2 separate regions of the Homo sapiens genome follow, and region 2 is linked to region 1. Evidence: chromatin loops called from intact Hi-C (ENCODE). Cell type or tissue: Caco-2. All regions are shown on one strand. Links, peaks and the distances in the headings refer to the core of each region. The heading gives the core; the rest is flanking DNA. Region 1 has its middle 290 kb from the start of CHSY3-AS1. Region 2 has its middle 440 kb from the start of HINT1.

Region 1 (12,173 bases), core at 1,463-9,462:
TCATGACAGCACCAAACTGAAACAACTCAAATGTCCACCTATAATATAATTGATGAAAAATTGTGTCATATTCATACAATGAGATATCATACAGCAATAAAAAATACTACTCCATGTAACTACATAAATAATAACAAAAACATGTAGAGTGAAAGGACAAAGACCTAAAATGTATCTACTGTTTGATTCTGTTTATATGAAATTTAGAAAGAGAAAAATTCTAATTTATGGTGACAGAGTTTAGGATGTTTGTTACCTCTGGGTGTAGTTGGTTATTGATATGGCTTGGCTGTGTCCCCATGCAGATCTCATCTTGAATTGTAGCTCCTATAATTCCGATGTGTTGTAGGAGGGAACTGGTGGGATGCAATTGAATTATAATTCCATGCTTTACTCGTGATAGTGAATAATAAATCTCACAAGATCTGATGGTTTTATAAAGGGGAGTTCCCCTACACAAGCTCCCTTGCCTGCCGCTATGTAAGATGTGACTTTGCTCCTCCTTCATCTTCCACCATGATTGTTAGCCCTCCTCAACATGTGGAACTGTGAATCAATTAAACCTCTTTCCTTTATAAATCACCCAGTGTTGGGTATGTCTTTATTAGCAGTGTGAGAACAGATTAATACAGTAAATTGTTACCAGGTGTACCGGGGAACTGCTCTAAAGATACCTGAAAATGTCAAGTGACTTTGGAACTGGGTAACAGGCAGAGACTGGAACAGTTTGGAGGGCTCAGAAGAAGACAGGTAGATGTGGGAAGTTTGGAACTTCCTAGAGACCTGTTGAGTGGCTTTGACTAAAATGCTGATAGTGATATGAACAATAAAGTCCAGGCTGATGTGGCCTCAGATGGAGATAAGGAACTTATTGGGAACTGAAGCAAAGGTAACTCTTGTTATGTTTTAGCAAAGAGACTGGGGGCATTTTGCCCCTGCCCTAGAGATTTATGGAAATTTGAACTTGAGAGAGATGATTTGGGGCAACTGGTGGAAGAAATTTCTAAGCAGCAAAGTTTTGAAAAGGTGACTTGGCTACTGTTAAAAGCATTCAGGTTTATGCATTCACAAGATATGCTTTGGAATTGGAACTCATGTTTAAAAGGATGCAGAACATAAAAAATTGGAAAATTTGCAGTCTGACAATGTGATGGAAAAGAAAAACCCATTTTCTGAGGAGAAATTCAAGTCTTCTACAGAAATTTGCATAAGTAATGAGGAGCCAAATGTTAATTGGCAATACAATGGGGAAAATGTCTCCAGGGCATTTCAGAGGTCTTCACAGCAGCCCCTCCCATCATAGGCCTAGAAGCTGAGGAGAAAAAAATGGTTTCATGGGCTGGGCCCAGGGCCTGCCTGCTGTGTGCAGCCTAGGTACTTGGTGCCCTGCATCCCTGATGCTCCAGCTGTGGCTAAAAGGTGCCAACGTACAGCTTGGGCCATGACTTCAGAGGGTATAAGCCTCAAGCCTTGGTGGCTTACACATGGTGTTGGGCCTGCAGGTGCACAGAAGTCAAGAATTGAGGTTTGAGAATTTCCCTCTAGATTTTAAAGGATGTATGGAAATGTCTGGATGTCCAGGCAGTGGTACACTGCAGGGGTGGAGCCCTCATGGAGAAACTCTGCTGGGGCAATGCAGAAGGGAAATGTGGGGTTGGAGCTCCAACACAGAGTCCCCACTAGGGCAGCGCCTAGTGGAGCTGTGAGAAGCGGGACACCATCCTCTGGACTCCAGAATGGTAGATCCATGGACAGCTTATATGATGTGCCTGGAAAAGCCACAGACAATCAATGCCAGGCCATGAAAGCAGCCAGGAGAGGGGCTATACCCTGCAAAGCCACAGGGTCAGAGATGCTGAAGACCACGGGAACACTCCTCTTGCATCAGCATGACCTGGATACGAGACATGGAGTCAAAGAACATTTTGGAGCTTTAAGATTTGACTGCCCTGCTGGATTTTGGACTTGCATGGGGCCTGTACCCCCTTTGTCTTAGCCCATTTATCCCATTTGGAATGGCTGTACTCCATTGTATCAATGTTTGTACTCCATTGTATCTAGGAAGTAATTAACTTGCCTTTGATTTTATAGGCTCATAGGCAGAAGGGACTTGCCTTGTCTCAGATGAGACTTTGGACCGTGGACTTTTGAGTTAATGCTGAAATGAGTTAAGACTTTGGGGAGACTGTTGGGAAGGCATGATTTGTTTTGAAATGTCAGGACATGAGATTTGGGAGTTGTCAGTAATGGAATGATATGGTTTGGCTGTGTCCCCACCCAAATCTCAACTTGAATTTTAGCTCCCATAATTCCCATGTGTTGTGGGAGGAACCTGGTAGGAGGTAATTGAATCATTGGGGTGGGTATTCCTCATGCTGTTCTTGTGATAGTGAATAAGTTTCATGAGATCCGATAGTTTTATATTGGGGAGTTCCCCTGCACAAGCTTTCTTGCCTGCCACCGTGTAAAACGTGACTTTGTTCCTCATTCACTTTCCACCATGATTCTGAGACCTCCCCAGCCACGTGGAACTGTGCGTTTGACAATTAAACCTCTTTCCTTTATAAATTATTCAGTCTCAGGTCTGTCTTTATTAGCCACCTGAGAACAGACTAATACAGTTATTTACTGGAAAGTGGCATACAGAAACTACTGGGGAGAAGGAACATGTCTTGATCTGGGTGGTGGTAATGTATTATATATGCACATGTAAAATTTCATTAAGCTGCACACCAAAATTTGTACATTTTTGTGTATGCAAATTACATCACAATAAATAAAAGGAGGTACATGTTAGCATGGGTTATTAGAGCAAAAAAAAATGTTTGGAGATTTTCAGGATTATATAGCTAATTCAAAAACAGGTCATAAGATTTAAACTAATAACAAAATAATCAGTATTATGTGCTTAGAAATGATCACAATATAGGAAAATACCTATTAATTGACTTCTGGTACCATAATTTGCGGGTCTCTTATTTAAATGTTTTTAACATGCTAGAATCCTTGCACCTTTATTAGAATCCTTGATCCTCCACCTCCTGGCTTGAGACCTGGATCCAGTAGTTTAATCTTTGTGTTTCTGTGTTAGTACTGTAAAATAGAGAAAATAATAATACCTACTTTATAGGATTATTGTAGAACAAAATGAGAAAATATCTATAAAGTAATTAGTAGAATGCCTGGAAAATGAATGGGCCTCAATGAATATTTATTATTGTTACTTGTAGTATTATTCCAACCCATATTTATTTTAACTACCAATATTGGTTAAAAATAGCCCATGTATCTGTTTTAAGCAGGTCAGAAGTAATAATTATTTTATAGTAAAATATTTCTGGGAATTAATTCTTAAAAGAGTATGTATTTTGGGAGGCAAACTCATTCACATATCTTCTGTAGAAAGACTTGAGAAAAGGAGAGTACTTTTTACAGTTATGTGCATTCATAGATAATTTTATAAAATTATGTGGAAAATTTTTACAAGATTGAAGATAAAGATCATGGACTTTAATGTTTAATTATAAAAATATTCTAAATGCATACAATCCTTATTGCTCTCTATTTAACCCTTTTTAATAGAATAAATTCTAAAGTCCTTACTATGAATAAATAGATCTTTATTTGGCCTTGTTTGGAGAAGATGTTTCCTGCCTGCTCTTTTTGTCTCCAAGAAGAATCTGCTCTGACTCTACTGAACCCATAATACACTTTTCTGTTGCGGTATTTCACGTATTTTGTAATAGTTAATGGTTCTTCTTCCTTTTTTTTTTTTTTTTGCTAGACTATAAGTATCTTAAGGGCAACGGCCCTATTTTAATCAACTTTGACCAGAAATTAGTGCAATGATAAGAGAAATAAAGTAGACACACCAAAATCATTTACAGAATGAATAACTATTTTAGAGTCTAGAATTAACAGAAGACAGTGGGGAAAAAATCAGGGAACACACAGCTGGCTAAAATTATTTAAAATATTCATTCTTCAAATCAATATATATGAAGGACAGGGAAGTCAGCATCTGCCTAAGGGAAGAATATTGAGAAATAAAGATATAGCAACAGATTTTCATTTATTATCTACAGAGCAACAAGTGACTATTTAAATCCATTTATCAAAGATTTCTTAAGAAAAATATTTTTTGATAAAGTATGATTAGCTTAATGTTAAAAACACATTATTATCATTAATGTTTTTACTACAGTGGAAAGGAAAAAGAAAACAAATTCTAAAATCTTGTTTTGAAAATTAAAATGTTTGGGCATCAGAAATATTAAAATGCATATAAATCAGCACTATTATGAATTATAAAAAACAAAAAGGATGAAAAACAGGGAAGAGAAGAAGGTGATACAGATAACAAGGAAACAATGACAAGATGAAAAATTGTTAGATTTACAAAAAACGTGTGTAAGTTGCCTGTTGGAGGATTCATAATTTTGTTTGGTTATAGGAAAATTTTACGCAGGTATTATAGTAATCATGTATTCTTTTTTAAAAGAGGGTTTCATTTTAAATTATTAGGTTATTTTATGAACCACTGATAAACAAAACTGCTGGTTTTACTTGTGTGAAAGTGCTAAGTTCTTCAGAGTTCTTGAAAATTGCTGGAGAGATGAAACAGCCAATTAAACACTTGAGATTTAAGTTCCCTGAAGATTTAACACTTGTCTAATCGAAAGTCTTGATTGATACATCACCATGTCATTTGCAGCATGCCAGGAATTTTTTGTTTCTGTGAGAGATTAACAGGCAATTTTATAAAAAGTGTTTTGTAAAGTGCCCTTTAAACCTTCTTTCCATTAGCTCACCTGCTTTCTTCTTGAGAAAAAAGTTAACAATTCTTGATCTTTTTTCTTTATAGCTAAGTACATCATTTTGTTTGTTTCAAATGGGTCTAATACTGGATTAAAGTTTAAAGCTGTGATGAGAATCAGCCTTTCTTTCTCTTGATTTACTACCCAGTTTTCTGGAGAGGCAGAGATGAAGCCATTTTCTGGGCATGTTGAATGTATGGACCACACTTTCTTTGCAATAATTCCTATTGAGAGGTAGAATGGAACTCCCTTTCCTCCATGACTGGCTTCATGAATAGAATATGTTCAAATTCCAAAGCTGGATTATAAGAAGGCTTCCAGACTCTGCCTTTGTCTCTTGGGACACTTGGCTTTGGCGACTTAAGCTGCCAAGTGAAGAAACTCAGGTACCCTTGGGCAGCCAAGCTAAGAGAAGCTCCTTACATGAAGAGGCTCTGAAGGATGCGACACCTTGTGGAGAGAGAGAGGGGATGAACAGCACGAATGCTCTAGACAAGAGAGTGAAGATGCCATCTTGGAGTGGATCATCCAGCCTCAGCTATTCCAGAGGATGCCATGGGCATCAGCTGAGCCCTTCCCATATTCCTGACCCAAAAAATCATGAACAATAAAAAATGTTTGTTTTAAGCCATTAAGTTTTGGGGGTAGTAGATTATGCAGCAATAACTAATCAGAACAAATGAAAGTCTAGCAAAAACTTGAAATATATTTGTAAGATCAACTTTGCTTTCTACTTGAGCATTTTGATCAGGGAAACATATTAGTAAAACATTTAAATAAATACTAAAATAATAAATTATAAAGGCAATAAAAGTTATTATATTAGCATGTAATAAGTTCTCTGAGAGAGTGTGCAACCAAAATCAAACTCTCCATCACAGAAATAACAGTAATAACAAAAAATGGATATTCTTAAGTCCATTCTTAATTCTCCCTCAAGCAATGATAAAATGTCAACATTTCCAACCACCTAAAAAATTCTGCAGAACTGTTTCTGCCTTTTTGACCTGGTTGAGAAATAATGAGAAAAGGATGTCAAGTTCATAAAAAAAAAAAGACAAATTATTTTGTCATTAGGGGATACATTAATCACTTTGTCAGGAGAAAACCTTTCATTGGAGGGATAAGCCAAATACAATCCTAATGTTAAAACTCCATTTTAATTGAAAAGAAGCCTTTGATAACCACACTGTAACTTCAGATGAAATTATTATTTTTAAACTTGTAAGTATGGATATTTAACATTAAAATATCACATTTCTTCCTATACAATTCCAATGAATGGTTATGGACAGCAAAGTGAAACAAGAGGGACTGAATAACTGATATATACAGGTGGGCATTATTTTTTTTTAGTAGAAAGTTTCTAAGAATTTTCTAGACAAAAACATTGAGTCAGACTTGATTTTTAATTTTGAAATAATTATTATAATTCTTCCTTTAGTTTTTTGAATTGATATAAACAAGAGTTTTCAACCTAATTTTATGAGTTATTGACAGGTAAGAGAATTGTGAGGAAAGGAGAAATATACTCACTCTGATAACCAAAGATTAACAGAAAATGAAGCATTTTGGAACAGGAACTAACAGAAAGTATGGCTGATTTCAAGCCTGGACAGTAAAGCAGTTTCATGCTCTGGACACTCCCTTAGCACACCACATACTGTTCAATTACTAAAAGGTGATCTGAAGAGGGATAACAGCAGACTGTCAGGAAGAAATGTCTCATAAATATTTTCATATTTCTTCATGATGTGAGCTTTCTGAGTTCTAGCAACCTGGGTTCAAACATGAACGAATGGCAAGAACCCTTTGAAAATTAAATTCAGATATGTCCTGGAGAGATTCAGATTTTTCTCCCCTGGAACCATTTGTTTAGATGACAAAGGGTAGTGATTCTGGAGACATTCTCTTTCTCTTCCCCGAGATAATTTGTTTATATTAGAAGATATGATTTCTCTTTCTTCTGAAGGGAGGATGGGCAACTATGACAGCCATTCTATGAAAGCTCAGAAATGTATAATTCGGGGGATTCCTCTCCTATGGAACAGACCTCTCTCTTCTTGCACAAACTGGGTATATCTGACTTTCATCACATCACCCTGTAGGGGATTGGGGTGTGGGAAACCAATACAAGATTTTTTTGTAGGTAATCATTCTGTTTTCTATGTCAGAAACCTCATGTTTTCTGTCAAGACTAGTAAAGATAGATATACAACTCAGGAAAGTGGTCTATGGGGTAAAATATCCTATCTTGTAGTGAATGCAATGTGTGTTGGGGTTTGGAGCTCCTTGAGTCTGTTAATCAGGTTTCTGTCTTCATCCTTTTTCTTAATGCTCCTCAAATAAAAATATTTTATTAAAGTTAGTGCTGTTTGTTTAAAAATATCACCCAAGATTAAAATTAAGCATTTATTTAACAAATAGAATTGCATAAAAACTTTAGCTAAACTCCAAATTCTGTGCATTACCAGAATTTGGGAGCAAGGGCCAAGTGGCTGCCAGCGAAGCAGAAAATTATTTCTCTCACTTTTATGAAATGGATGAGATTGTTGTGGATGAGGTTTTGCCAATTTGACATCCCCAACCATGAACAGTGTCTTGCATTAGGTAGTTCTTAGTAAACTTTAATGGGAATAAATCATAGAAGTAGCTTGTTTTAAGACAAAGTATGCATGTGTGTGGCTTCTGATATCAGAGAATCAACCCCAAATTTCATTATGGATTTTAATGTAATGATGAAACTAACATAACCTATAACCATGTTTAATATACCCATCATGAAAGAATGCTGTTGTAATAGAAGAATAATGGTCAACATGGAGGGTAAAAAGGCAGCAAGAAGAAGACACATTTCATCAACTTTTGGGAGACCGGAGTTGTCTGGGCTGTTTCATAGTTCTTCACATGCTTACATTGAAGAAGCCAGAGCTGGTTGGAGGCTAGCAAATGGTAAGGTAAAAGTCACATATCAATTTTCTTTCGTATAACCCAACTCTCTTTCATTTATATATACATGTGTGATGGATTTAATATATCAATAGCCATTAGTCACTAGCTGTAGCTAGTCACTTTTCAATTGATTACTTAGAAGATGCTGCCTTTATGTACTAGTTCTCATTTAGTTGCAAAGTTCAAATAGTTGACTTTAAAAAACTGTGTAACTAGAGTGAGATAAAGACATTGCAGACATGTGATCATTTTAATTCTCTTTTGTCTTTTTTGCCTGACCATTAGTCGCTGATGCACACTGGTAAGATGCAGGTTTTCATAATTGCTTTTGCATAGAATGCAAGTTTTTAATTTGCCCTAGTTGATGTTTTACTAAACATAGTTTAATAAATTCTATAGATGAAATAGGTTAGAATATTATACCCTCTAGAACATGACTGATACATGCACATAACACTATGATTTAAATTTCATTTATGACTAAAACCAGAATATAGTAACACACATTGGGTGAATAGCCTACATTTTCCTGTAGCAATGGAAGTGTGAGTAAAGAAGGTCCTTGATGCTGGGAAACAGTCATCTAGTTGGAGTCATCTTGGTAGAGGCTCCTCTGCCTATCCAGGCCACATAGTTTGATGGCAATATGCATTAAAGTCATTCATTTTGATTAATTCTAAACCTGTGCTTAACCAAACAACCATTTTTTGCTGTTTGCTTCTAAGAAGGCTTTGGATATTGGAAAGATGATAACATGGGGACAATGAATATGTCTTTGTGAATTAACCGGCAACTGCTATCTTTGTATTAAGGACCCTATTGGAATTCTGTACCTGGTAAGATTTGCTAATGCAGATCAATTAGTATCAGAATCTGCTCTAAACCCTTTGACAAAGTGGACCCCTGAGACCACAAGGGTCACTGATAGATGCCAGAGCTGTCCAGATTCCACAAAAATGCAGAACTTCTGTCACAGTGCTGAAACTTCAAACATAGGAGAGATTTAAATGGAAACATTAGATGCCAATACAAGGACATCCAGAGACACAGTTTATTTTCACATTTTGGAAGAAAAATCTTTTAAAGAGAATCTGCCATAATTGTGCAGAACAGGGAGAAGAAAGAAATAAGTCATAGTATCCTTACTGATATCCTGAAGGATACTTTTAATCTGGGGCTTGGTCTTTTGTGTTTTGTTATTATTATATGTGGGGAAGGTACTTTTTCTTGCATTACCTGGTATTTAACAAATATTCAGCTTATGGCAAAAGATGGAAGACTTGCTAATGCATGTATAAGAAATAAACAGGGTAAAATAATAAATGACACAATGTGCAAGGAAGCTCCAAATCCATAAGGCTGAAATGAATGAAAATGGCTTATTAAGAGAGAAGAGAGATTAAAGGAGGTATGAGGTAGAGAAGACATAAATGGAGAGAAGGAAAAATGAACTGAGTCTGAGATGCCCTCTCCAATCAGGTTCATGCTCTTGACATTGAGATCCCTGAGCAAGGCTCTATTCTAGCACTTGAGGGCACAGCACTGAGCAAGATAGATAGTGAGGGTCCCTGTTCTTATAAAGCACATTATTTTAGGAAGGAAGGACAAGGACGTTTATTTTAAAAGTAAATAATGAATATTCCAGATTCATTGTAAACAGAATATACCAGATGCTGTTTCAATGGTAACGATTATGTGATGAGAATAAAAAGAGAATTAAATGAAAACAACTTGGAGGAGGTGGCAGACGAAGCTATTAAAGATTGGGTGGTCAGAAAAGCCTCTCTGGTGAGGTAAAACGTGTGGTAAGACCTGAATTATAAAAAGGAACCAACTGAGAAGACTTCAAGGACAAACTTTCCAAGCTCAGGGAATAACCTGGGAAGAGGCACAAAGGTGGGACCCAGGTTGGCACACTTAACGGAGGCTGGTATGAAGGGAGCAGAATGAACCAGGTGGAGTGAGAGAGAAGAGAACAGAGAGGAGACAGGAGCAAGTCCCGTGCAGCAGGTTTTATACACCAAGGAAAGGAGATTAGATGTTACCCTAAGTAAATTTGGAAAGCTTTAGAGACTTTTAAGAAGAGAAGCATCAATCATGAAACTATCTATGATCCAAATCCTGCTTCTTTTTGGAATTTTAAAACATCTTAATTCAAATAACAAGTTGAGTCTTCAAAAATCAGTGGAGACTAAATATTCTTAAATATTATTTTGAAACAAAATGAATCCCATGATTTGTAAGGCAATTCCCAGTTTTTCAAACTATATTGATTTTTAAATATTATTTGACTTTATATGGACCCTTTGATCTATTTTGAGATACAGTTAAAAAAATCAATGTTTAAAAAATACTTGATGAGGCCAGGCGCGGTGGCTCACGCCTGTAATCCCAGCACTTTGAGAGGCCAAGGCGGGTGGATCACGAGGTCAGGAGATCGAGACCATCCTGGCTAACACGGTGAAACCCCGTCTCTACTAAAAAAATACAAAAAAATTAGCCAGGCGTGGTGGCAGACGCCTGTAGTCCCAGCTACTCGGGAGGCTGAGGCAGGAGAACGGCGTGAACCTGGGAGGCAGAGCTTGCAGTGAGCCGAGATCGCACCACTGCACTCCAGCCTAGGCTACAGAGCGAGATTTGGTTTCAAAAAAAAAAAAAAAAAAAAAACTTGATGAAATATCCATGGAAAAAACATTTTAAATGTATAGCCAAATATTATGCTATTATAATATCTTCAATTTCTAAAGATTCTGAAGAAACCAATTAGAATGAGAAATGAATTCAGCTGTTCTGCCCATGTGGAGGAGAGACAGCTACATAGAACAAGGAAAATAAAAGAGCTACAAGTTAGAGTTGCTGGTGTAGGAACAAGTTTCTCCATAAAGATAAAGGCAGTAGTATCAAAAAAAGGTCAAGAAAAAAAGAGAATACAGAAAAATGCATAAAACCACAAAAGGAGAAAGGGACTAATTTTCTTATTAGGAAATTCTTCTTAATGGACTTCAATTTCTATGCAGTTTTTTTTTTTTTGTAAAGAAACGTAAAGTTCAAATTTCTTGTCGAATAAAGGATGCTCAAAGAATAGTACCTGCAACTGACTCACAATAGAATTTTTTGTTGTTGTTGTTTGTTTGTTTTGAGACAGAGACTCACTCTGTCACCCAGGCTGGAGTGCAGTGGCACGATCTTGGCTCACTGCAACCTCTTCCTCCTGGGTTCAAGCTATTCTCGTGACTTAGCCTCCCAAGTAGCTGAAATTACAGGCTCGTGCCACCATGCCCGGCTAATTTTTGTATTTTTAGTAGAGACAGATCTCACCATGTTGGCCAGGCTGGTCTGGAACTCCTGAGCTCCGGTGATCCGCCTGCCTCGGCCTTCCAAAATGCTGGGATTACAGGCGTGAGCTACTGCTCCTGGCCTAGAACTTTTTTTTCTTAAAAAATATTGTCATAAATTGTCCCATAATATCTGCTTTTTCAAAAATGAACTTGACATTTTTCCATATGATTTGGTCAAAAGTTACTTCATTAAATAATAAACTAATAAATCAAGAAAATATACAGGAGCCTTTAGAGTAGAAACAATGAATCATACATCTTAGAAGCATAAACTGATAGGTTTGTTCAACTTATTTATATTTAGGTGAAAAGTAAGCACAATGAATTATACATTTAAAAAACATATAAGCATGTGATTTTATTCCAAAAGGTATGTAGTCTGGGGAGTTTTGAAGTCTTTCTTGCAGAAATATGTCCCACTATCTGTGAGTCTCATTTTCATAATATACGATCTTTTTAAGGATGTTTTATTGTGACAAAATTATGAATTGTAGTATTATGGACAATCCAGTTAGTTACTGTAGATTGATGCTGTTGAGACAGTAGTTTGAACAAAATGAGATGTTATACTGGCACTTTGTCTCAAATAAGGCTTTGGTGTATGTTAGCTCAGTAAAAGAAATATGGAAGGAAGAAAATGTTGCTGCCAGAAATATCCCATCAATGACGTGACACTAATATAAATGCATACCAGCCTTGCTTAAAGAGCCCCCTAAAGAATCTCTGAAGGTAGATGGGTAGATACTCTATTCCATCTGTCTTACTGTGTATTGGGGAAAGTATGTGCTCTGGACACAGATGGACTTTCTGGGTCCATCTGCAGCAGATGAACCAAACACATTTGAGCAGGGTTGAGTCCCAGCACAAATTCAGGCATTTTCATTTTTGAGAGCAAAATGAATCTCTGAAATTTATTTTGCTCACCTGTAAAATAGGGATAATGATACCTACTTTAGAAGCTCAAAGAAGATAATTTTTCTGAGTAACAGTGCAGAATAGGTAAGCACTTAATGAATAGTAACTACTAAAATAATAACAATAAAAGCATTTTGCTTTTTCTCCTCCC
Region 2 (12,173 bases), core at 2,452-10,451, 520 kb before region 1:
TCACAGAACCCAGAGAAACTCTTATATTTACTGATTTACTAAGAAAGACATTGCAAAGGATACAGATGAAGAGATGCATATGGTGAGGTATAGGGGAAGGGGCACGGAGCTTCCATTTCCTCCCTGGGTACACCACCCTCCAGGAATCTCCACATGTTCAGCTATCTGGAAGCTTCTGGAACACAGTCCCCTTGGGTTTTTATGGAAGCTTCAAGATTCCATCATTTCTTCCTTTAGTGTATAGGGTCGGACCTTCTCTGGAAAGGATCCCAAGACCCACAGTCAGAAAGGTGGGGGAACATTAGAGTCCTGCCTTGGGGCCGGTGAAAGGAAGGCAGGAGAGAGATTCTGTTTCCTGAGGCCTAACACACTCAACATTATAACAAAAGTTTGCAACTAGGACTATGGCAGTTATGAGCCAGGAACTGTGGATGAAAAGCAATCTATCTATATATCATAACACCACAAAGAGTAACTAAAGAGAAAGTTTAAAAAATTCTACATGGATGGGTTTTGGAGTTTTTATGTTTTATTTTATTTTTAGTTTCATTTTCTTATGGTTGGCTTCTGCTAGGTTTCCACTGTGTCCACTTATTAATCTCAAACTTTAAGGCGTATCTGAGTTACCCAGATATCTTGTAAAAATGCAGGCCATACTTCAAGTAACAAAGTCCCATTTCATTATTTCAGTAGTTTTTGGAGTAAATATTGACTTCATCTTTATCTGCTTCTTGCTAAGTAGTCCCAGCTTACATTCAATATAACAATGTCGAACCATTTGGTATTTTAAAACACACTATATCTCATTTAGTCCTCCCAGCAGCATCCTTAGTAGATTTAGAAGGTTGTTTTCCTTTCTGAGAAAAGTGAGCCCCAGGGCACACCCCAGATATTTCTCCATCTTGGTTTCTCTGTCACCCATCTTGGTACCAGCTGTTTCCCAAAGGGGCTGGGGAGTGTGCAGGGCTAGGTAACAACTTCCATTTAGGTAATTTGCCCTAGAATACTTTTTCTCTGAGTCTGCTCTCCTTCCTCAGGGGCCCACTTTGCTTGCCTTTGGTGTTTTTTCTTTCAGATTGAGGTGAAATTGTGCTTGGCCTCCCTTGAATCCCACTATGTGACAGTTTTTCTGAATGTTGATTTGACATTTGGGTGTCTCTCTTCAGCTGACTGATTGTCATCGGTGAAGCTCAATTTTTTTTTTTTTATTACAGCTCCTTCCAGCAGGTTCCCAATGCATATTAACATAATAAAAGCTTTAGGACATCTTTAGTAACAAAATCTGTTTTGCTGTGTTTAAACCTGTGTTTAACAAACTTACCAAGCCGTAAAATCCTTAGTTTTGGCAAAACCATTCTTTTTCACTTTGCCAATGATTTTGAATTTTAAATACAGATACAAACATACATTTATTTAAATTTGTGCTAAACACCAAACATTATACTAAATACTTTAAAGCAAGGGTGTCCAATCTTTTGGCTTCCCTGGGGCACACTGGAAGAATTGTCTTGGGCCACACGTAAAATACACTAGCACTAACGATAGCTAGTGAGCTAAAAAAAATCGCAAAAATATCTCATGTTTTAAGAAAGTTTACCAGTTTGTATTGGGCCACATTCAAAGCCGTCCTGGGCCTCATGTGGACAAGTTTGCTTTAAAGACATTATCTCATTTTATACTCACAAGCACCCTATGAGTTCCATTTGATAGGTAGAAATTAAATGGAGGCTTAGTAGTTTCCCTAACATCTAGTGAATTCAAGACAGAGCTCAAGTTCAAATTAGGGTGCCTGGCTCAAAAGCAGGTTATGTATCTTTTGGGGATGCCTTATTGCTTTTCAGGTATTCAACACTGCTCCTTTCCTTAGGACAGGACTATTCAGCTAATTCTGACTTTGCCTGCTTTAAATAAAAGGACATGTGTAGGATTGCAGTTAGTGAGGGTTATAGGGAGACTACTGAACAATTGAGCAAATTTTACCAATAAATTGAATGCCCAGAAGGGTGTGTTTGTCACCTAGTAAATGTGGCTCAGTCCATAAGAAACACCATTCTCAGAAGAGATTTTAATGAATTTTACAGGTGTTTCTCTGCTTGCCGTGTCTCTTCCTCCAGGGCAGCTTTGCAAAGCTGATGAATAAGAGGTGACACGCCAGGGGATTTCTGACTGGCACACAGTACGTGAAAATATGGAGAAGAGCTCTGCTCTTACCGGGTAAAGTCAAATCTAATTTCCAAAACTAAATGAGAATTATAATGACAATAAAAGACCCAGAATACCACTTTATAATATATCTCATTGTATTTGTAATTCTTGGCAACAACAAGACGAAAAATCCTGAAATCAAATTAGGGCAATCTGCATGACAAAATATTAACAAGAGACAGTGGAGGCAGGAAATTGTTGATCATTTTCATTATCTGTAATGATGCTGTGAACTTTATTTGTCTTCACCTTGAAGTTTTGGAGAAAATCTGACTCTGCTTGGCAGCTTTAGCTTCTTTTACTGAAGCATCCTGCTATTTAAATAAACATGAAGCCCTTAAAGTTATTTTGGAATGATTTCCTTTCCCAGGTGCTTGGGGTTTTCCGTTCTGAAAACACACTCATTTAGAAAACCTAGAGGCTCTAGGTGTTGTTTATTACTTAGAGGAACATTTTTGCCGCATTTAAGATTACAAGTTTCCAAGGAACTTTGACATGGTTTTGCTCTGTGTCCCCACCCAAATTTCATCTCGAATTGTAATCCCCACATGTCAAGGGAGGGACCTATGATCCCCATGTGTTGAGGGAGGGAGGTGATTGAATAATGGGGGCAGTTTCCCTTATGCTGTTCTCATGATAGTGAGTGAGTTCTGACAAGATCTCATGATTTTGAAGCAGCTTCATTGTCTGGGGTGACACCAGAGGTTCTTGGTCTCATGGCCACAGAGATCAAGGACGTGGACACACACAAATGGTGAGGTTTAGAGCAGAATTTTAATAGGCAAAAGAAAGAGAATAGCTCTCTGCTACAGAGAGGGGTCCTGGAAAAATGGGTTGCCAATGCACAGTGAAACACAAGAGTTTTATAGATGAGCTAGTGGAGAAGCAGTATCTGATCTACATAGGGTGTAAAGAACTGGTTAGGATCAGGTGTGCCATCTGCATAGGGTGTGAATCTTTCTGGCAGCCCCCACCCCAATCTTTTATTATGCAGGTAGGTCCTCTGCCTGAGTTACTCCATATTGCTTATTTCTTTCTTACTGTGCATGTGTTAACAAAAAAGGGAAGGTGGAGCCCCCATCATGGACATGCCTGGCCCCAGGTAGCCCTTTTTATCGGTGCGGCTGCTGGCATCCCCCCATGCAAGCTTCCAGCTTCCTCAACTATGTTTGCAGCTCGATCTTCCAGGCTTCTCTTTGTTTGAAAAGAAGTAATTTCTTGGACCGCTTTTTGCTAGAAGGGAAGTTCTGCCAAGGACTCTTTTGCCCTCACTATCTGCCTAGATAATTTCTTTCTCTCTCCTGTATCAGTTTTATAAGCATCTGGCATTTCCCCTGCTTGCACTTTTCTCTCTCCTGCCATCTTGTGAAGAAGGTGCCTGCTTCCCATTCTGCCATGGTTTTAAGTTTTCTGAGGCCTCCTCAGCCATGTAGAACTGCGAGTCAATTAAAACTCTTTCCTTTATGAATTACCCAGTTTTAAGTATTTCTTTATAGCAGTGTGAGAATGGACTAACACAGGCTTGAATGAAATGAGGAGCATTTGGTTTCAAATATCAATTCATCCATTCTAATATAACCTTGGACAGTTAACTTTGTTTCAGTTTCCTTGCCATGATAATGAATCATAGTACCTTATCAGGTTGTGACAAGATTTGAAGGAAACTATATAAACTCTCCAGCCACAATAGGCACTTCATGATTAGTAGCTAGGCTCTTATAACAATTCTTATGAAAATCTGCTGAAGGGAAGAACTTACTTTGCTCTCCTGGAATTTTAGTTATAGGACCAAGCTAATAGGTCAGATATTAGGCATGCATTGGAGATAAACATGAATGGTTCTCTCCAGTTGGTATTTATGTTTTTCCAGAGGTCAGAGATATTTATATGAGACAGTGCTGAGAAAAGTTGAGTGAAATACAAATAAGCAGTTATCAAGATTGGTCAGAGAACTGGATTTTCCAAATTGAACTAGAATTGGGAAACAATCAGTTCTTGGACTCATACCTTCCCCCATTTACTGGTAAGAAGATTCTGTTCACAAATGCATTTTTATATACATAAGGCAGGTGATCAGATTGCTTTTTATATTATGTGTTGGATTATAAGTCTTTACTACTCTGCACTAACAAATTAGTGCCAAAAGAGCTTTTTCTTAATATTTCACTAACTTAGAAGTCTTTACCCTCAAAGCATCAGTTTAGATGTGTCTCTAATGAAAAGGTCCTTAGCTCCTGTGGGGTTTGGAGAACAATACCCCAAAGTGTAGTGATTTGGCATGCTGACTTCTTTCAAATTAAGGGAAACTGGAAGACCTCAGAAGCTTCCTCAGCACTAAGGTCTTTCTAATGTTCTCTTATTTCTCCTCCCCAAGCACAGGGTTGTCTCTCTGGAATTTCTTTATCTGACTGGGGAAACTTCTTGCTTAAAAAAAAAAAAATGCAATTGTCTTAAGCTCCCTCCCTAGGAATCTCATTAAATAATCCAGAAAGTTGGCAGGGCACGGTAGCTCACATCTGTAATCCCAGCACTTTGGGAGGCCGAGGTGGGCGGATCATGAGGTCAGGAGATCGAGACCATCCTGGCCAATATGGTGAAACCCCATCTCTACTAAAAATACAAAAATTAGCTGGGCCTGGCAGCACGTGCCTGTAATCCCAGCCACTCGGGAGGCTGAGGCAGGAGAATCGCTTGAACCCAGGAGGCGGAGGTTGCAGTGAGCCGAGATTGCGCCACCGCACTCCAGCCTGGGCCACAGAGCGAGACTCCATCTCAAAAAAAAAAAAAAAAAAAAAAAAAAGATTAAAAAAAAAAAAACCCAGAAAGTTTAACCATGGAGAAAAGACTAAAAGTTGTTACCACACCCAGTCTGACTTTTCTTCAACTATTCTTCTGATGGCAGCTTCAAGAGATTACCCGGGAGACTTTTATCTGCCTACTAAGACCACTTCTGTTCACGGTGAATTTCCTGTTCCTCACCTTCCTGTAACCTATACACAAACTATAGTTTGTCCTTGGTCTCATTCAGCATTCAGAGAAAATAATTTACAAACCATTGTCTTGTTTTCAGGCTCATTCATTCCCTCTAAAATAATTTACTAACCCTCTAAAATTTTCTACAGCCCCACCATCCCAGTTTCCCTCTCCCCTACATAGAGGACATTTAAGCCTCAACCATCTGGCCCTTCTTTGAGTCTCATATTTTATACGGTTCCATTTATGTCTTTTCTCCTGGTAATCTGTCTATTATCAGTTCATTCCAGTGAAACTTCAGAGAGGGAAGAAGGGAAGCTTTCCTACAATCCCTACACTCCTTTCTGACTATTTCTCTGCTATCTTTGATTGAGCATACTGTAATTAAAGTGGGATTTGATAAGTGTGATTCTAGGTAAGATACTCAGGTAGGCTAATTTATCTTCCAGTTTCTTTCAACACCTTGCTTTTTCTTCTATTCTTCTATCTTTTAGCCTTTACATAAACTCCTTTCTTTAAACATAATCCTTGATTTATTCTCATTTATCTATAATTTGGAAAATTGTCTGATAAAGTCATTTTGGCTTACAATGATTTTATCTGGAGAGGAATTAATTTCTATCCTGCTCCCATCTACTGCTGCAGGCTGATCCCACATCTAGCCAAGAAAGGCAGAAGAGCTTACACACTTCACTATCTGAAAGCATCAGATGAGCTGGACCAATGCTTGAAATAAGATGTTTCCCCTTAGCAACTAAAATTATTCCTATAGATGACAAATACCAGGGTGGGGGCAGGCATTCCTAGACAGATGCATAGAACTATAAAGGGAAAGAAAAAAAAAACTGAAGTAGATTCTGAGATATGCTAACTCTGCTTCTGTTTATGGGCATGAAAAGTCTTTTTCCTTGGAGGACTGAATGTTAAAGATGTGTGTGTGTGTGTGTGTGTGTGTGTGTGTACCTCTGTGTAAAAGCATATGAAGATGTATGTTTATGTGTGTATCTGAGCACATGCATGTACTCACGTAATTAACTCATTATCTGGATAATTTTATATTAGAAATATTATAAGAAATTCCTCTGTGACTGTGTGTGATTCCTTTTCCTTTCTGATAATTTACAGTAATTACAAGTCTTTCTATGGCTGTTTAGTTTCAAAGATGATATCTGGGTAATGCTAGAAGCCAAAGTCATATGCCTACACACTCTAGCAGCCTCTTTTGTCCCAAGACTACCTAAATTCCTACCTGGATTATCCTCTAGAGGGAGCGAGAGGAAAAGAGTGCATAGTGATTATGTGTATGGTCTGAGCCTCAGAGAGGTCTGTATTAAGGTCTCTACTATTTAATGTCTGTATAAATTGGACAGATTATTTGGCCTCATTAAAACTCATTTTTTTTCATTTGTAAATAGAGGACATGTAACTGAGAAGCTTGTGAGTATGAAATAAAACATGTAAACTAGCATAGTGTCTGACATTTATTAGGTGCTTACTGAATGTTAATTATTATTGTTATTGCCATAATGATTATTACTAGTACTTGATTATTACTACTACCAACACCACTAGTATAACAATCAGTACATGTAGTCTTTAATGTTTCTATTGTCCCTTGGAGTTTCTGTAGTTAATAATCGTCAAACACATTACAAATTTGGATATCAGAAAGGGGATATTTTATGTTGGCCATTTTAAGTAAAAGATGAAATTTTATTAACTCGAAAGAGTGCCCTTTACTCATGTCAACTTTCTATTAGGAAATGAAAAGTCGGTTTGTAATAGGAACAATTGTTCCTGATTTATGTGTTTCAGATATGGCTATGTGACTGTCAGATTTTATTAATGTGAGACTCACCTTTAAATGTGATAATGAAATATTGACTAGGAAAGAACACTAAGTACGCATTTCAAGATGAGTTTCTATGATTGAAATTTTGTTTAAAAAATCAACTTGAAGAAAACTACCATTTATTAAGTATCTATAGATGTCAGATACTCTTTTAGATAAGTGATATTTTATGACATTTAAAAAATATTTATATTTACTGATATTATCCTGAGTGTACACATGAAGTTTCTGAAACAGAGCATATTATTATTTATTTTATTTTTATAGATTTAGGTGGTACAAGTGCATTTTTGTTGCAGAGACATATTGCATAGGGGTGGTCTTGGCTTTTAGTGTAAACATCATCTGAAAAGTGTAAATTGTACCCAAAAGGTAATTTCTCATCCCTCTCCCCCTCACACCCTCCCATTTTTGGGTTCTCCTATGTCTTTTGTTCTACTCTGTATGTTCATGTGTTTCACTTACAAGTGAGAACCTGCAGTATTTGACTTTCTATTTCTAAGTTGTTTCACTTAAGATAATGGCCTCCACTTCTATCCATGTTGCTGCAAAAGACATGATTTCATTATTTTTCATGGCAGAGTAGTATTCTATGGTGTGTATTGACCATGTTTTCTTTATCCAGTAGTCCGATGATATGGACACTTAGGTTGATTCCATGACTTTGCTATTGTCAATAGTGCTGTGATAAACATGAATGCAGGTGACTTTTTTATATAATGATTTCTTTTCCTTGGGGTAGGTACCTAGTATTGGGATTGCTGGGTTGAATGACAGTTCTATTTTTAGTTATTTGAGAAATTGCCATACTGTTTCCATAGAGGATGTACTAATTTATGTTCCTCCCAACAGCATTTAAGTGTTCTTTTTCTCCACATCCTCACCAATATCTTTTGTTTTTTGTCTTTTTAATAATAATCATTCTGACTAGTATAAGATGGTATTTCATCGTGGTTTTGATTTACATTTCTCTGATATTAGTGATGTTGAGCATTTTTCATATGTTTGTTGGCCGCTTATGTGTCTTCTTTTGAAAAATGTCTGTTTATGTACTTTGTACACTTTATAAATGGGATTATTTGTTTTTTTTATTAACACTGACTTTTTTTTCCTATTGACCTTTTTGTAAATGACATTGGTTTTGTAATAGGAATTGTGTTGAATCTATAGATTGCTTTGGGTAGTATGGTCATTTTCATGATATTGGTTCTTCCAATCCATGAGCATGGGATGTTTTTCCATTTATTTGTGTCATTTATGATTTCTTTCATTAGTGTTTTGTACTTCTCTTTGTGGACATTGAGATGGAGCAGAGACCCCTCTTAGGGGCATGCAGCCCCACCAAGCATGGAAAGAAAGGAAAATCTTGTTTCTTTGAGTGAAGTTCGAGAAAGCTAGCTAGCCCTGAGATGTAAATGAGCAACTTAATAGGCGAGAAAGTAATAGCGGATTAAAACAATAGCCAAAAAAATTAGAGTCATGGGATGCTTGGTCTCCTATAGAAACTAAAAGCAACATCTTAATGTATGTTCCTGAGTTTTTTTTTTTTTTTTTTTTTTTTTTTCAGAAATCCAGACCCCCACTAAACAAGTTTTCTGGCACATAGACCTCAGATAAGGGGGAACTGAGGACTGAACTCTGACTGTTGTTCTTTGTTCCACAGTTCTTCCTGAGGGCCTGAAGGAAGTCATTCTCACAAGCCAGAGCTAACATTATTTTCTATTGACCCCAAATTTTTAAACAAAGTTTCTTTTCTATAACCAATTGTAAATTAGAACATCTGTAATTTTCCTATGAATGACCTGTGAGCCCCTGCTTCAAGATAACCCTCCTTTGTAGGCCAAATTAATGTGTAACCTCCATGTACACCCTGTATTAATTTATACTTTTGCCTGTAACTTTGGCTTTCCTGAAATTTCCCCCTGCCTTTAAATACCCTTGCTCACAAGCTACTGAGGAGTTCAGGTTTTAAGTGAGCTGCCTGATTCTCCTTGCTTGGCACTTTACAAATAAACACCCTCCTTTCTTGTGCTGCAAACCTCAGTGTGGATGTTTGGCCTTACTGCACCAGACGAGTGGACCCCACTGTGGTTCATTAACAAGATCTTTCACATTTTTGTTTAAAATACCTTCTAGGTATTTTTTTTTTTGGTGGTTATTGTAAATGTGATTGAGTTTTCAAGCTTGATCATTATTGGTGTATAGAAATACTACTGATTTTTGTATGCTGATTTTGTATCCTGAAACTGTACTGAAGTCATTTACCAAATCTAGGAGTCTTTTGGAGGAGTCTTCAGGGTTTTCTATGTATGAGGTCATATTATTAGTGGACAGAGATAATTTGACTTCTTCTTTTTCAATTTGGATACCTTTTATTTCTTTCTCTTGCCTGATTACTCTAGCTTGGACTTCCAGCACTGTATTGAATAGGAGTGGTGACAGTGGACATCCTTGTCTTATTCCAGTTATTAAGGGGAATGCTATTATTATTTATTCACAGCAAGTAATGATAGCCAGATAGATTAAAACCCTACACCTAGGAGTCTATATTTTGGGTGAGGAATCCTAAAAAAATGAATGTGGATTATCTATGCCATCCTCCTCCCCTCCTGAGAGGGTCTCCTTGGCAACATAATGGGAAGGATCCTGAATTCTCACCTAGTCCCTTGGAATATAAATAAATCTCTCTAGAGGAAAGGGATCACATGAGGGTCTCCAGCTTTACAATGCAGATTGTTCCTGTGTCTGTCTCTCTCTGGAGTTCTCTAGGTATGTAAATTAGTCATAAGTTAACCTCCAGCAGTTGTTTTAATTTGCTCAGAAAGCTCTAACTATGCAGAAACATAAAATATTATCACTATAGCCTCAGATATATATGATTACATTTAAACCCACACACCACTATTTTTTCCCCATATCTCTTTTACAGAAGGAGAATCAAGGGTCAGAAAGTTTAAGTAAATTTTCCAAGGTCATACGACTAGTAAGGGAAAGATTTCTGATTAGAATGGAAGCCTGTCCGATGTGAAAGCTCTTTGGTGGCTACAATGCTGGCCTGAAAGACAAGCTTAAGGAATACATATTTTACATCTCCCTTTTCAGTAAGCCTACATTAAATGATTCTGAGGATATGAGCATCTCACCTCCTATATAAAGGCTTTTCTGCAGTCATTTGGCACAGTAAACCACTTACAAACATCATGGAAGAAGAGAACTGTTTGACAAAAAGAGGAAAGTAGGATTAGAAATTAAGAAGGTACATTTTCCTCTCTTTTCCACAGTCTCATGCTATTTTTTTTTTTTTTTTTTTGGTCGGGGGACGGAGTCTCACTCTGTCATCCACCTAGGAGTGCAGTGGTACAAACTCGGCTCACTGCAGTGTCTGCCTCACAGGTTCAAGTGATTCTCCTGCTTCAGCCTCCCAAGTATCTGGGACTACAGGTGCACACCACCCCACCCAGTTGTAATTTTTCAGTAGAAACAGGGTTTCACCGTGTTGGCCAGGCTGGTCTCGAACTCCTGACCTCAAGTGATCTGCCGGCTTTGGCCTTCCAAAGTGCTGGGATTACAGGCATAAGCCACCTCGCCTAGCCCAGTTTTGTGCTATTAATTCATTGCTGAAGAGTTGCCTCAAAGATTGGGAAGGCTATTTTTCTCTCCATAGGCTTTGCTCTCTTCCTATTCCAGTAAAGAAGTATTTTTCTTCTATTTGTATTATTTTGCTCTATGCTTGTAGCCAATATGATAGCATATGCTGCTCATGGGTGTTACAAAGACACGAAGAAGCTTTAATGCTGATTTTCTTTTTGAGTTCTAACTTCATAGGCGGTGAATTTAATAAGGGCAAAGAAGACAAATAATGTCTTTTGTCCGTTTTTGCTTTGTACCGTTGTTAGGTGACAGTATCTTTCATAAAGGCATTATGGTTCTGATGACCTAAATGTATCCCTCCTGTTGTGAAGAACATGAGTTACCAATGCATTAAAATAGTCTTTATTCCTGGTTTACTCAATTTTGCTGCAGTAAAAAGGACAAAGCTGGTGATAATGCCAAAATACTCTAATACGTAATGGTGCATTTCAAAACAGGGTTTTCAGGACCTCAGCAAGTCCAATATGTATCAGGGCCGAGCCTCAGGGATCATACCAGGGTGCAGTTATGCTTTCCCAGCTGACTCTGTCTGCCTCAATGTCACATGGGGCCAGGAATATTCCTGTGATTTTAAGTGTTGTGGTGAGGCATGAGTCATCTGTGAATGCACTTTTTAGGGTCTGAAGGTCCTATGAGGTATTACCCTTGAGAAAGACTGGAGAAAGAAAGGCTAGGGCTAGGAGTTGACCACTGCCACCCATGTCCAGGCCCTACCAGCAAAGTCATAGGCTCATCACGGGTCATTGCACATGCCTACCTGTGCCTTGGTATGGCTAGAGCCTGGATCCAAACCTCTGGTCAATGTTGGGCAAAAGAGATCACCAGAGATTGGGCAAGCTATGCTCTGAGGAAACTTCTGATGACAGCTCTGCCTGTGGCTACACTTGCTCACTTCTTTTTTGTTTTTAGATAGGGTCTTGCTTTGTCACCCAGTTTAGAGTACAGTGGTATGATCCTAGCTCACTGCAGCCTCAAACTCCTGCCTCAGCTTCCCCAGTAGCTAGGACTAAACTGGTATGCACCACTGCACCTGGCAAATTTAACTTTTTTGTAGAGATGGGGTCTCGCTATGTTGCCCAGGCTAGTCTTGAACTCCTGGCCTCAAGTGACCCTCCCTCCTCAGCCTCCCAAAATGCTGGGATTATAGGTATGAGCCACTATGCCTCACTTTTACTGGAAGATACTTAAGGAGGAAAAGGAAGGAACCTCTTGATTTCCTATCGCTGTCTCTTCTCTTCTTATCTCCCCCATTTGCAGCTTCTCTGGGATTTAGAAAATAACCAAGTAGAGATTTGCCTTAAACAATTGGCTTATTTTTCTTTGATTTATTAAGGAATAGGAGGGAGATTGTGATGATGGTGGGAGGAGTGAAATGTGAAGAAAATTAACCTTTGCATCCCTACTGGATGTCAGACCTTTTGCATACAGTCTCTTATTTTGGTCTTGTATCACCTATGCAAGGTAAGCATTCATTCCATCATCCATTAATTTA

The links. A loop is a pair of places that touch in the nucleus more often than their neighbours do. Peaks named below come from ENCODE experiments on the same cell type or tissue, not always from the same donor. Only the 100,000 strongest peaks of a DNase experiment are listed, where the experiment ranks them.
Region 2: it touches region 1 in a loop (10-fold over the local background); 6 of 110 quality-filtered maps call a loop at or near these places.

What each region holds. Positions count from the first base shown.
Region 1 is chr5:130,192,218-130,204,390 of GRCh38, reverse strand. No RefSeq gene overlaps it. Among named protein-coding and RNA genes, the nearest start is that of CHSY3-AS1, 290 kb to the right of the region's middle. In Caco-2, for the core only: no CTCF peak of the experiment used is centred there; a DNase peak (open chromatin) is centred at 5,270.
Region 2 is chr5:130,714,826-130,726,998 of GRCh38, reverse strand. No RefSeq gene overlaps it. Among named protein-coding and RNA genes, the nearest start is that of HINT1, 440 kb to the left of the region's middle. In Caco-2, for the core only: a CTCF peak has its summit at 6,460 (motif pointing right); no DNase peak of the experiment used is centred there.